3 separate regions of the Homo sapiens genome follow, and regions 1 and 2 are each linked to region 3. Evidence: chromatin contacts called from ENCODE Hi-C or POLR2A ChIA-PET data. All regions are on one chromosome and are shown on one strand. The core of a region is the stretch at or near the end of the contact, and the rest is flanking DNA. Distances in the headings are between cores, read along the strand shown.

Region 1 (3,658 bases), core at 110-2,609, 400 kb after region 3:
AGAGAACCTGCTCACTTCGTACTTGGGTCACATGTCATCTGCTCATGGTACTGAAACTCATCGGGTAGGACAGTGATGTCATAGAGGCGTCCTTTTCTCAAGGGCTCTTAAGATGAATCTGAGGTTTTTGTTGAACGATGGGTTCTGAAACATATGTGAAGCTCCAGCATAAACGTCTGAAGTCAGGATTCTGGTTCTTAAGCAGGAGCCGCGAGTTCACCATCGATGACCTCAGTTCCCATCTCCTAGTGGCCCTCAGTGGGTACAGACACCAGCACCCGGCCTGTGTGATCCGTCCTGGTGCTGGCCAGGCCTTCCTCTCGTCCCCTCCAGATCAGCCGGGCTCAGCGTAAGTTTTCTAGGACAACTTCGTAAAATGAATTCTCATTTCATAAGCAAATATAGTGTGAGTCATGCTTTGGCCACATAGAATTAAGAAGGAAGAAAAAACACTATTTATTTGGTTGGTACTTTTTTTTTTTTTTTTTTTAAGAAACTACACTGTATTCCAGATTTGTCCGCAGATCACTGTCAGCTTCCTCTCCTCTGGGTATATGTTTTTAAAGGACGTTGTCTATTATGGGTCAGGGTCCCCCGCTCCACCAGGCACTTCGGTGTGTATTTTCTCACTTAACTCCCAGCTCTGTGCAGAAGGTCTGGGAGACACCAGTGCTTAAGCCAAGTTTTATGGGGGCCAGACGAGGAGCAGCCGGGTTGAATGCCCAGGTTTTCTCTGGTTTCCAAGCCCATACTCTGCTTTATCCTTAGTTTTGGGCCCAGTTTTCAGAACACATCCAGAATCATCCATTTGCCCAGCAAACCAACATAAGGTATCAAATGAATGGCCAAGATGTTGAATGTATTTCATCCTTTGTTTCCTTGATTTCTAAAAAAACAGCCCTTAGATATTTTTAACAGAATTTTTAAAAAGCACCCCCTGTTGTCTAAGTTCTCTTTTCTATATGATCTTTGCCGCCTCTCCTGCCCCCACCTCCACCATAGTCAGAAATCTCACATCTCAACAAACATCTCTCTCCTGTCTTCACCGCGGTTCTGCTCACAGCCACTTTCCCCTTCAAACTGGACATTTTGGATTTTCCCTGCTAACCTTACCGCCCCTTCCCGCCCCTTCCCGGGCTCCAGCTCAGCAGGAAGAAATGTCGTCAGCAGAGGCTGCAAACCCAAGCCTGTCCCTTTTCAGTGGTATTTTTACTACGAGCTGAACTACTTCAGCATCATGTAAACACGCTGGAGTGTGTTCACAGCTGCCTCTCTTTTAAAGTTGAACCAGCTCAGAACTAAAAGGGGAACTGCTTTCAGGTTCTGTTCAAGTTTGCATGTGACAGCATCAAAGCTATTTTTAGCAGAGTGATCACCGGCAAGAAGCTGGAAACGGCTGCCTTCAACTATCAACAGTGGAAAGAAAGGATCATTTATGGACTGCTGCAGCTCTTGAGTCCATTTATATGGGAGACACAGGGGTGTGTAAATCTCTTCTTCAAAGTTACAAGGCGTCTTGTCCCCCATCACCTTTGCAGAGACAGGGCAGTGTTAATTTAGTGCTTGGTTGCCTGGGCTCCAAGTTAAAGTAGATACACTGATAATAGTGAATTATAGGACTGTCCTCAATGTCTGTTCTGAGAAGAAGGCGATGTATAGATGCTCAGAAACATCCATTAAACTTTTGAAGTGTTTGTATTGTTTCTTCAGTTTTCCTTTTCTTTTCTGTAGATCACCAAACTCAAGAGACAGCAGGAAACGGGAGGTAGTTATGTAAGCATCATGGCAATGAAGAGAGCATGAGTCACTTACTAGCCATGCGACCCTCATTAAGTGACTTTTCCTTTCTGAATTAAGTGTTCTTAGCTGCAAAATGAGGATCATAATACCAGCCCTATATACTTTATAGGGCTAGTTTTTTTTTTGTTTTTTTTTTTTAGCAGATGTTTATTGAACACCTACTCCATGCCAGCTCCTGGGGACATGAGCTGAATCAGATCGTCAGTGTCTTCAGAGAGCTCACAGTCTAGCTCCATAAATAACTAACTTATAATACCCTGTGTTTCATGGAAAGGAGACAGCATAAGACAGATAGGATCTGCTCTCAGCATGGAGGGAGGCAGGAAGAAGACAGGAGGAGCAGTATTTTCAAGACAGCATAAAAGTTTGCAAAGAAAACAAGGGAGTGAGGGACATTCCAAGCAGGGGCAACTGAGTAGCAATGACAGAGGTCAAAGGCGCTCTGGTGTCTCCAAGGGACCATGAGCAACTTGGTATTGTCAGAGCGAAAAAAACTAAAAGACAAGGGGTGGCAGGAGAAGCTGGAGCAAGTGGAGCCAATTGTTTAGTGCTAAAGAACCTGGAAGTGGCACAGGTCACAGGGAGCCAGGAGTCATTTTGAGCACACGATTGACTGGATTATACACAAATTAAAGTGGAGTCATTGCTAGCAAAAGTCCCTGAATCTGTGTATATGAAGTGGTAGCAGTTTAGTGCAGGCAAAGAATGCCCTACACATAAAGTGTCCTCCCTGGAAAGGCTAAGCTGTAGCACAGTACTAAAACTTGGTGGCCTGTGACTCCTTTGAACAATGCCTTTGAAGAGGGCGGAGGTGGGCAGCCTTTGAAGAGGGTGGAGGTGGACAGAGAAGGGCAGATGAAAGGGAGAGAAGTAGCATACCTTCTCAGACCCGATTGGTACTGGGCTCTGCAAGTGGCTTTGGAGGATAAGTCACATCCTTCAGGAGCTTTCAGGCCAGGTAGCATTGAAGAGGAAGGCACGAGCCTTGGCAGCGGTGTGTGGCCTGTGTGTGCTCAGGGGACTTGCAAAGGTGAGCCCAATGACCCAGCACCAAGAAGCACAGCCCATGTGTGTGAGTCAGTTTCCTCCAAAGGTTTCAGGAGGCTAAGGTTTTTCGGGTTATGTTTAAAGCTTCAATTGTGTGGTCCTCTTTATTCGCCATAGGAATTCAAAGAAGAGGGAAGCACAGAACAAAACAAAGTAAAACAAAGCAAAACCCTCACAATCATACGTAACTGTTTACACCCAGAAAGAAAGGTGCTGAGAAGGCATGGTGTGCTACCACATTTTGTAAAGCTTGATGGACACACCCTCATAGTTACATAACTATGGCCAAGAAGTGACATTACTCTTTTGAAACTATGTTCTCTTCGAATTTAATGCTATCATGGAAGTTCAGCAACATTATTTGCCTCAGTTCACTTCCAGGAGAGGAATAGATGTTTCTATAGTTTTTCTCGAAGCATCGAATGGGTATTAGGTACTAGGTGTGTAAGAATCAGTTTCTTCGGCTCCAGCCCATGTGATGGTGGAAGAAAACCAACGCACTTGGCCTTCCCAACCATTTCGTTTTGGGTTTTCCTGAGCTACACTATGTGGGGAGGGACTGAGAGAGGGACACGTGGGACAGTTTGCGAACAGCAGAGAGTCACAAGCAAGGAAAAGGTTGGTACAGGTGGTGAGGGAGGTGGCCAGAGGTCACCGGGAAAGGAGTGAGTAGACAGGGTACCTTTGAGGTCGGGCCGGGCCTTTCTGCTCAGTTGGAAGTATCAGGACAAAGACATGGTTAAGGCGCTGATGCCCATCACAGTACTTTGTTGCCTTGGGAGACAGAAGAGATTACTTTTTGGAATTTTTT
Region 2 (4,200 bases), core at 490-2,989, 350 kb after region 3:
GCTTGCTGATGTTGTTGATAATAAAGTATTTTAATGGGCTCTGTGAATAATGTTTGTAAGGAAACTACTCGGGTGAACTGATGATGAAACACAGATTTTTTTAAACTTTTAAAAAGATTTTAGGAGTAACTTGTTTTTACAGCTCCTTCAGTGGGATTTTCTTGGATTGTCCCCTTCCCCCATGTTAGTTAAACAGCTTCTTGTTTGCTTTCTAAATGTTGGAGGACAACATCAATCTTACTGTTGGCTGAAAGCAGGAGGTGGGCACGGGTTTATGTAATTTAACTTCTTTTCTCTGCAAATCAGTAAATATTTACAAATGACCTTATCAAACAGTTTGGGTACATTCGGTCACTTGAAAGTGTGCGGCCAGAGGAACGATTGCCCGTCGGCCTGCTGCCAGTTCCGGGGGGCCTCAAAGGAAGGACTTACATTTTTAAAAATAGGCTGTCCATAGACCAAACGCTTCACAGGAAGTGGGCCTCACAGGAAGCCTCCCTCTCTCCACAGAACGGTTTTAGAAAATTTGCATTTTAAAGTTTGACTTCTAAAGATTCAACTCTTAATGGCTGGAGTCGATTGCTGGGAACTGAGGAATCCAAAAAATAAATAGTGGATTCTGAGTTGGGCTTTACCATTGCTGCCTGAGTTCTTTTGTTGCTTAGGGAAGGTAATTACAGAATTCTATTCCAAGAGTAAATGTCATTCTTTTGTGAGTAAGCTGGAAAGAAACAAGGGGATTACTTTTCTGTTTTTATAAAATGATCCCGATGTCATATGGTTTTAAAACATAACTAAATTTCTGGAGCAGAGATGGACTTTTGGGGGTGTCTCGGCCCTCTTTTTTTTTTCCCCAAACTTTAGAAATCTGACACAGTTAAATTCATTTTTAGAAGAGAATGCACGTGTTCTTCAATGTTGACGCTGAAAAACAATGAGATTCTCATTTTATTGGTAGTTTGGGTATGAAAATTGTAATATTGTTGTATCACCATAACCTGGTAATAATATGTTCATTTTGCCTATCAAACATAATACAAGTAAGATTGAAGTGCATTTTATGGAGTTCTACTGTCAGTATAATATTTAAGGCTGGCAAACAGTCAACAAATGAGAAGCTTTTAAAAATAAAGAAGTGATAATAGCTATACATCTACTTATTGCAAAGTACTTAATAATTCTCTATTAATGCCTTTGTATTTTAATTTTCTTTGCAGAGTATTGGGAAAGGGTCGTTGTGGTGCATAGACCCAGAGTATAGACAAAATCTAATTCAGGCTTTGAAAAAGACACCTTATCACCCACACCCACACGTGTTCAATACACCTCCCACCTGTCCTCAGGCATATCAAAGGTAAGCAATTCAGACTTCTTTTTTTTGGTCTACTGAAATGGCATTATTTTGGCAGAGACCTGCGCGGAAATTAATTTAATAGGCCGTACGAGATTTTAAAAATAACTGCAGGTAAATGAGAAAGAAATTAAGTATTATTAGGAGGCATATCCACTGTTGTATTTCCTACAAACCTTACCGCTGCTGCAGCGTCAGAGGAATGTGCTTCCAGAAGGCTTCATGGTGGGTGAAATCATGTCTTCCTGGGTAGAAACATTTACAAAGAAAAGTCGACAGCTTTCACATCTCGGTGTGTGTCATGTTTTGTTGGGATAAAAGTACAGGAACGAGTCAAGCAGGCAACTCCATCATCCCCTCATCTGGCCGGTCTCTGCAGACATTCAGTGGAGGCTCACTCAGTTGTCCCCACTGTTGTCTTTCGCAGTCTCCATGTAGACGGTGCTCCCAGGTGACCATTTTGTTGTGGTTACTTGGTCTTTGCTTCTTCAAGGAGAACAGTAGAAACAATAGAGACATTTTATCCTCCTCACATGCCCATTTGTTTGAGACAGTAAGGTCATGGGTACCATTTTTACAAATATATCATTGGAAGGGAGGGTAAGTAGCCTGTCACTTTTTTAAAAAGTGTCTTAATGTTAGATTCCAAAAGAGAGCCAAATAATCAGAACCAAATTTTTAAGATCAATTTTTATGAATACATAGTACTTGAATTTGAAGTGCATTCCTCAGTTCTACAAAAAAATATTTAAAAATGTATAGAAATGTTTCTATCGTAACCACCTAGTTAAGAGGAATTATCCTTGGACTGCAAGTTGAGGTTAATTAGGGATGGCATGATGTCATAGACTTCAGGAATTTTACAGTCCACTTCTTTGCAGATTCTTTTCCTAGTCTGCTGTTTGTTCTGCAGGAGGGAGCACAAAGTGATCTTCTGAAATAGCATTAATGAAGTTCTTCTGCATCTCAGTTGAGAAGCATTCCATCACAGGCCCTAGACAATCAGTCTTCAGCAAGAGACAGGGAGGAACAGCTGGGCTCTCTGAGAAGACTGCTGTATGTCTGCCTTTGCTAGGCGATTAGCGTGATGGTACCCATAGCAACTGGAGCGTCTCCATAGTAACGCGTAGCCGAGACAGGTGCAGTTGCATCACAAGGCTGTTTGTTGCCTGGCAAAAGGACAGGCCATTAGTACTTAGATATACACTGTTGCCTTAGAAACAAATAACCTTACATAGCAACTACAGTTGATTTGAAAGGTTTGGTGTGTGGGGGGGAAGGTTGTAGCAGCTTTTGTCTGTGTTCATAAAAATCAGTGGAAGCATACTTTATTCGAAATGACAACTTGAGGTCATATAGCTGTAGGAGAGAAAGTGGGATTTTCCAAAGCAGCCCAGCCAACATAGTAGACATGTCCAGAAGGACAGAGCCATATGCTTGGTTTTCTCCTTGTGGCCATAGCCACTCCCCAAATGGAAGAGAACCAGGATTGGAGTGGAGAATTGCCGATGTACAAGGTTGGTGAAGGAGGACGTGACACTAATTATTGAAATATTTCCCAGATTCTCATGTTTCTTTGTCATTCTACCCCCACCCCCCGACTCTCCAAGCTGCATGGAATACCCTTCTCTGGGTTTTCCACTCTGCACCTCAGAAGTATTTCATCTCCCTTTGCTTCTAGGAAGTTAAGAACATGAGTGTTACTCACTGGGTCATGTCATTGGTTCCTTTAGACCAGTATTTTGTTGCCAAATGTGACCCCGAGGGAAACACAGTAATTATTTAATAATTCGAAGGATTATAGAGGAGCTCTGGGGGTTGGAACAGGAATGCATATTCAGGCGAGAGGCATTCTGAGCTGGCCTTAGCTTAATGACTTCATTTGATTTTTAATATAGACATAAAAATGCAGATGAACCAGAGCTTTTGTAATGAAAATCATTTCCGAAGGAATATTTCAGACCCCACTCCGTCACCTCCAGCCTTTATCCCCAGTTGACTGAGGGGGGAAAAAAAACCAGTTTCTGCTTCTGCCCATGCGGTGCTTAGATTTCACCTCCACAGAGGTCACTGGCGGTGGAGGGAGATGACAGATGAGATTCTAGTCTGCCTCTTCCATGCCTTAAGTCCATGAGAACAAGTCACTTTCTCTTTCCTGGGGACTGTCATCCCTTCATCTGAAAGCTGAGAGTTTGCTTCAGGATCCTCTAGTGTGTGAAATTGCACTGAAGCCACTGAACACTGGGTAATTGTACAATATTTCTGTGTCTTAACAGTGATGTGGCATTTGGTTCAATTCTAAGCCATCAGGCCACTTGTTGACATGACCTAGAGAAGATGGAAGTGAAACACCGAGTCATTAAACAGGGACCCCAAAATGCCGAATTGACGTGATCTGGCTGGGTCCACTGTGATGCGGGGAATCACCCGTCAGCCCCTTGCTGGATCGCTGTGAGGGGTACCTGGGAAGTGCTTGGCTTTCATGGGGCTGGTACTTAGCATCCTGAAGAAGATGGTGATTATACTAGATGGGCGGTTATTGCTAGGACTTGCAGGTGTGCTTGGCAAATGTCACTCTGAACTGAGCTGCAGGTGGCTGGAAATGCTGCGGGAAAAGCGAGACATTTGAGAGCACTGCCCAGACCTTGCTCACATCCAAATACCATGCTAAATATTGAGATGTGTAGACCCGTGCCTCTGTTTTCCTTTTTTGCTTTTTTTTGAGACGGAGTCTTGCTCTCTCTCCAGGCTGGAGTGCAGCGGTGCAATCTTGGCTCACTGCAACCTCCGCCTCCTGGGTTCAAGGGATTCTTCTGCCTCAGCCGCCTGAGAGTAGCTGGGACTACAGG
Region 3 (4,021 bases), core at 182-2,681:
AGCCATGAGCCAATTAAACCTCTTTTCTCTGTAAATTTTGCAGCCTCAGGTATTTCTTTATAGCAGCCTGAGAACGAACTAATGCACATGTGGATCTAAGTGGTGCAGGGGGTGGACTGTCATGGGTGTTGTTGGTGCTCTGCCCAGATCCCTTCATATCCCCCTTTCCAGTTCATTGCCCCTAGCCCCAGCTTCTAAGTGGTTTACTCCTAAAGGTTCATACCCCTTCCTTCAGAGAACTTCCTTCCCTTAATCTATAGGAGCCACTTCACTGCAGAAGAGGTATTAAGCACCTAGACTCACTTAACGCGTCTAAATTAAGTGCCTAGACTCACCCAGACTCACCTCAGAACCAGAAGTGCTAGGTATTTTTGTCCCCCCACCCTTTCCAGGAAAGACTATAGCCAGTGACTAATTGGTGCAGGGTTATGAAAACCCCAGCTCCCTTGCCTCAAGTTGGGATAAATTCTAATTTATGCTCCAGAACTAGCTGGGGATCTTGCTGGGGCTGGAACTTCACCTTAAATTGCTCCCTTGCTTGGCTGCTTCTTTCCTATTCTGCTTCCCTTTCTAGTTTCTCCTGGAAGCTCTTCCTTAATAAATTGCTTGCACGCAAATCCTTGGCAACCCAAGACAGTTCCCTAGTAGAAAATACACTCTCGAGCTTCAAGTCAGTGACAAGGAAATAAAGAAAAAAAAAAAAAAAAAAAAACACTTAGTGAACAGCTATGGTTTACAAGAAAAAAAAAAAAAAATGTTAAAGCCCAGAATGGAGTACCTACCATGAGTCAATTGTCTTTGGTTTGGATTTTCATTTCCTAAGAATTTGATGATCATAAGTGGTTATTCTGGTAGTACATTACAGAGTGGGACATCTGTAAATTATCAATGATACATCAACATAAACCGTATGCCCCAGATTTTTTGGACAACCTTGATTTCAAGTTTTTAATCCCCTTGTCAGACCATGTTCCAGACAGTGTGTCCTGGCTGGTGTGGGTGTTTGGACAGCAAAGGGGGATGCTGGGCTAGCCAAGAGGCAGCTGAGAGGACGAACTTGAGCATTATAAAAAGGCAGACACTTGAAGTTAATAAGCACAACTGGACTTCAAGTCCTGGCTCCACCCCAACCAGCTGTAGGCCACATTTTATTCCTGTTAAAATGAAGTTCCCAGCTCCCACCTCACAGGATTGAAAATGAGGTGATGTATACAAAACGCTTAGCATTGCTCCTGGATTTCGTGAAGTTCAAGAGATGGTTCCTTTGGAGGGGAAGAAGAGTGGGTGAAGAACCCTCCAGTGGAGTTTGGGGACTTCATTGTCCTAATAGAGCCGGCAGGGGATGGGGGACCAGAGGTCGAGAGCCCACGTTGAAGCGTTGCATTCATCTAAATTTGCTGAGCGCCGTCTCCCTCCCAGGGCGCGGGACTCAATACTTGTACGCCAAGGGGGAAAAGGCCGTCAACTCGACCTGGAAGGGACGGCGCAACGCAGAATGAGCCGCGAGGCCCCGGGCCACCACGTGGCTTCCCGATGGCCTCCCCCGACCCTCCCCCACTCCGGCCCCGCAGGGGAAGTAGGTGAAGGGTGGAAGCCGAGAGACCGCGCCGCGGAGGCGGCCCGCCGCCGGTTTCCTAGCAACGCCCGCCCCGCCCCGCCCCGCTGGCGCGCCGGCGCCGGGAAGCGGGGGGGGGGCGGACCGCCGTTGCCATGGCAGCGCGGCGGCCGCGCCCGACGCCGCCGGCGCCTGCGGGAAACGCGGGCCAGGGGCCCAGAGTGGGCTGCCAGGTGGCGTCCCTGCCTAGCTCCCACTCCGGGATGGACCAGACCTCGCGCCCGGGGGTGTCAGTGGAGAAACCGAGTCGCCCCGAAAGGTGGCAGGGCCGCAAGGCCGGTCGGCCCCACTCACTCCCCCGCCGACTGGGGCGACTGAGAGCTTGGAGACTTTCCAGTTTGTCTGGTGGGGTCTGAGTTGGTCTTCGGGGCCGGAGTAGGCCAAGGGAATTTTTTTGATTTTGGAATCTCTTCGGACCTTTTTTCCACACCTAGTCAAGACTGCACGCGTGTGCACACACGCATACGCACGTCTGCAGCCTGATGTCCCATCCTTTTACCCTAGGTGTTGTCACCTGAAGGTTCTTTAATCTCGGAAAGAGAATATGCAAAAGATAGCAGCTGCCAAAAGCTGCCTTTTAAAACGACTTTGAAAATCAGTGTTATTTCCCGAGGGCCATTTAAACGGAAAACCTCCGTGCCTGGAAGGGTGTTCTAGATTCTGGACTCAAATTTGCATTATTCTAAATCACTTTTTGCAGTGAGCTGCGATTGGAGAATTCAGTTGTGGAGTATTAAATTTAACCGTACACCCATTTAGCTAGTGTAATGATCGCTTGGCCAAAAGACCCACTCACAAAGACAAAGCCACACGCTTCTCAGTCGTTCTCTGGCTTGAGTGTTTTTAATAGAGGCGGAGTCAGTCACATGTTTGTGAGTTTAATCAAATTGACAAGGGCTCTGAGCGAGAAAAGCTTACTGTCTAATTCGAAGGCAACATTAGGTACATAGAGATGCATTCTCTTTGGACTTATTTGAATCAGAGCTTTTCAAATGGAATCCTCTCCTGCACATATTTTTCTCGATCTGCTGCAACTGGAAAATTTAAATCAAAATCTTATTTCTTATATTCATTTTGATGGTAAATGTGCTGGTAAATGTGTCTGCGCTGAGATTCTGCATTTTCTTGATCAACAAGGAAATGCGCAGCAATCACTGTGAATTGAGCACCTTGCTGATTGAGCAACACTTAAACCTAGAGGCATGAACGACCATAATCTTGGGATGAGAATCCCCTGTAGTATATTTCAAAAGCATATTCACAGCTAACCTTTTTCCACTCCAAAGGATCATTCACTTGGAACTTTTTTATTCTTCATCTTGCCAGACTATTTAATTTCTTCTAAAACCACTTTGACACACTTTTTAGTTTGAAAACGTGATTGTGTTTGGACAAGTGATCATATAAAATTAATTTATACACACACACACACACACACACACATATACACAATGTCCTCTTAATCTTAGATCATTTTTTCCCAGTATCAAAACAGAACCTTTAATTTGCATGGTGGAGGGTAGAAGATAAATTCAGAAAGCTAAACCAAAAGTCTGAACAGAATAGTTTTATGTTTAGCACTATGGAGGGAAAAAAACGATGAAACTGTGTATACCTAATGACTTTGTGTGCAAAGGGCAAATCATTAAATTAATTTGCTGTACATTTGGTAGTTAAAATGTACCAAATGTATGGGCCCAATGGCTCATACCTGTAATCTCAGCGTTTTGGGAGGCTGACGCAGGCAGACTGCTTGAGCCAAGGGGTTCGAGAGCAGCCTAGACAACATGGTGAAACCCCGTCTCTACAAAAAATACAAAAATTAGCCGGGTATGGTGGCATATGCCTGTAGTCCCAGCTACTTGGGAGGCTGAGGTGGGAGAATCAGTTGAGCCCAGGAAGTTGAGGCTGTAGTGAGCTGTGATTGTCCCACTAGACTTCAACCTGGGCAACAGAGCAAGACCCTGTCTGAAAAAAAATTGTTTAATGTTATAATAGCAACAAAAATAAAAGTGAATTTTACAATAAAATAAGGGCATTTGCATACATGAATTTTTATTTGGAAACTTTCATAGCCCCTCTGATTATTCATTCATTATCCTAAAGTTCTTTCCACAGAGGTTATTATCAGACTGAGCCCAGAACAACTTGGCCACAGAATATTGGTAAGGGTCCATAAGTGTCTGCAGATAGAATTGCCCAGATCAGCTGTTTAACTGGTTGGTCTCTCTAGACAGAGGTTTAGTTACACACATGAGTTAGCCCAACCTTCACTCCCTATACTTCATTGACCACTTGGCAGTGTTAAATAGACACCAGAGAAGCCCATATGATTTATGCATGCCCTACTTTATTAATAATATTGGAATGTTGACAACCTCACTAGATTTTCCACATAATTTCCTA

What was found. A loop is a pair of places that touch in the nucleus more often than their neighbours do. ChIA-PET counts read pairs that join two places held with the same protein, here RNA polymerase II (POLR2A). Pooled maps may share reads with other maps.
Region 1: a map of sigmoid colon shows a loop between it and region 3 (4-fold over the local background). The contact joins two enhancer-like sites. A Hi-C loop is called at or near these places in 1 of 168 maps with a recorded cell type or tissue (sigmoid colon) and 11 of 50 pooled maps. POLR2A ChIA-PET finds 5 or more read pairs at or near these places in 3 of 52 experiments (GM12878, WTC11 and activated CD4-positive, alpha-beta T cell).
Region 2: a pooled map shows a loop between it and region 3 (3-fold over the local background). The contact joins the promoter of FOXN3-AS3 here to the enhancer-like site in region 3. A Hi-C loop is called at or near these places in 1 of 168 maps with a recorded cell type or tissue (B cell) and 8 of 50 pooled maps. POLR2A ChIA-PET finds 5 or more read pairs at or near these places in 1 of 52 experiments (Panc1).

Annotation. Positions count from the first base shown.
Region 1 is chr14:89,301,777-89,305,434 of GRCh38, reverse strand. The region is part of intron 3 of FOXN3 (forkhead box N3); the gene reads left to right. Among named protein-coding and RNA genes, the nearest start is that of FOXN3-AS3, 47 kb to the left of the region's middle. RefSeq lists enhancers at 77-346, 1,260-1,459, 1,560-1,619, 1,650-1,719. Within about 2 kb of position 1,359, at least 31 of the 41 ENCODE cell types and tissues checked have a DNase peak (open chromatin) inside an H3K27ac peak, as active enhancers do; they include sigmoid colon, where a contact is called at or near this core.
Region 2 is chr14:89,347,826-89,352,025 of GRCh38, reverse strand. FOXN3-AS3 (FOXN3 antisense RNA 3) reads right to left here and starts at 1,739. Exons shown (of 2, transcript NR_188029.1): 1 at 1,533-1,739. It overlaps FOXN3 (forkhead box N3), which reads left to right. Exons shown (of 6, transcript NM_005197.4): 3 at 1,218-1,354. RefSeq lists a silencer at 561-610.
Region 3 is chr14:89,699,346-89,703,366 of GRCh38, reverse strand. No RefSeq gene overlaps it. Among named protein-coding and RNA genes, the nearest start is that of FOXN3-AS2, 130 kb to the right of the region's middle. RefSeq lists a silencer at 1,643-1,702. Within about 2 kb of position 1,431, at least 26 of the 41 ENCODE cell types and tissues checked have a DNase peak (open chromatin) inside an H3K27ac peak, as active enhancers do; they include Panc1 and sigmoid colon, where a contact is called at or near this core.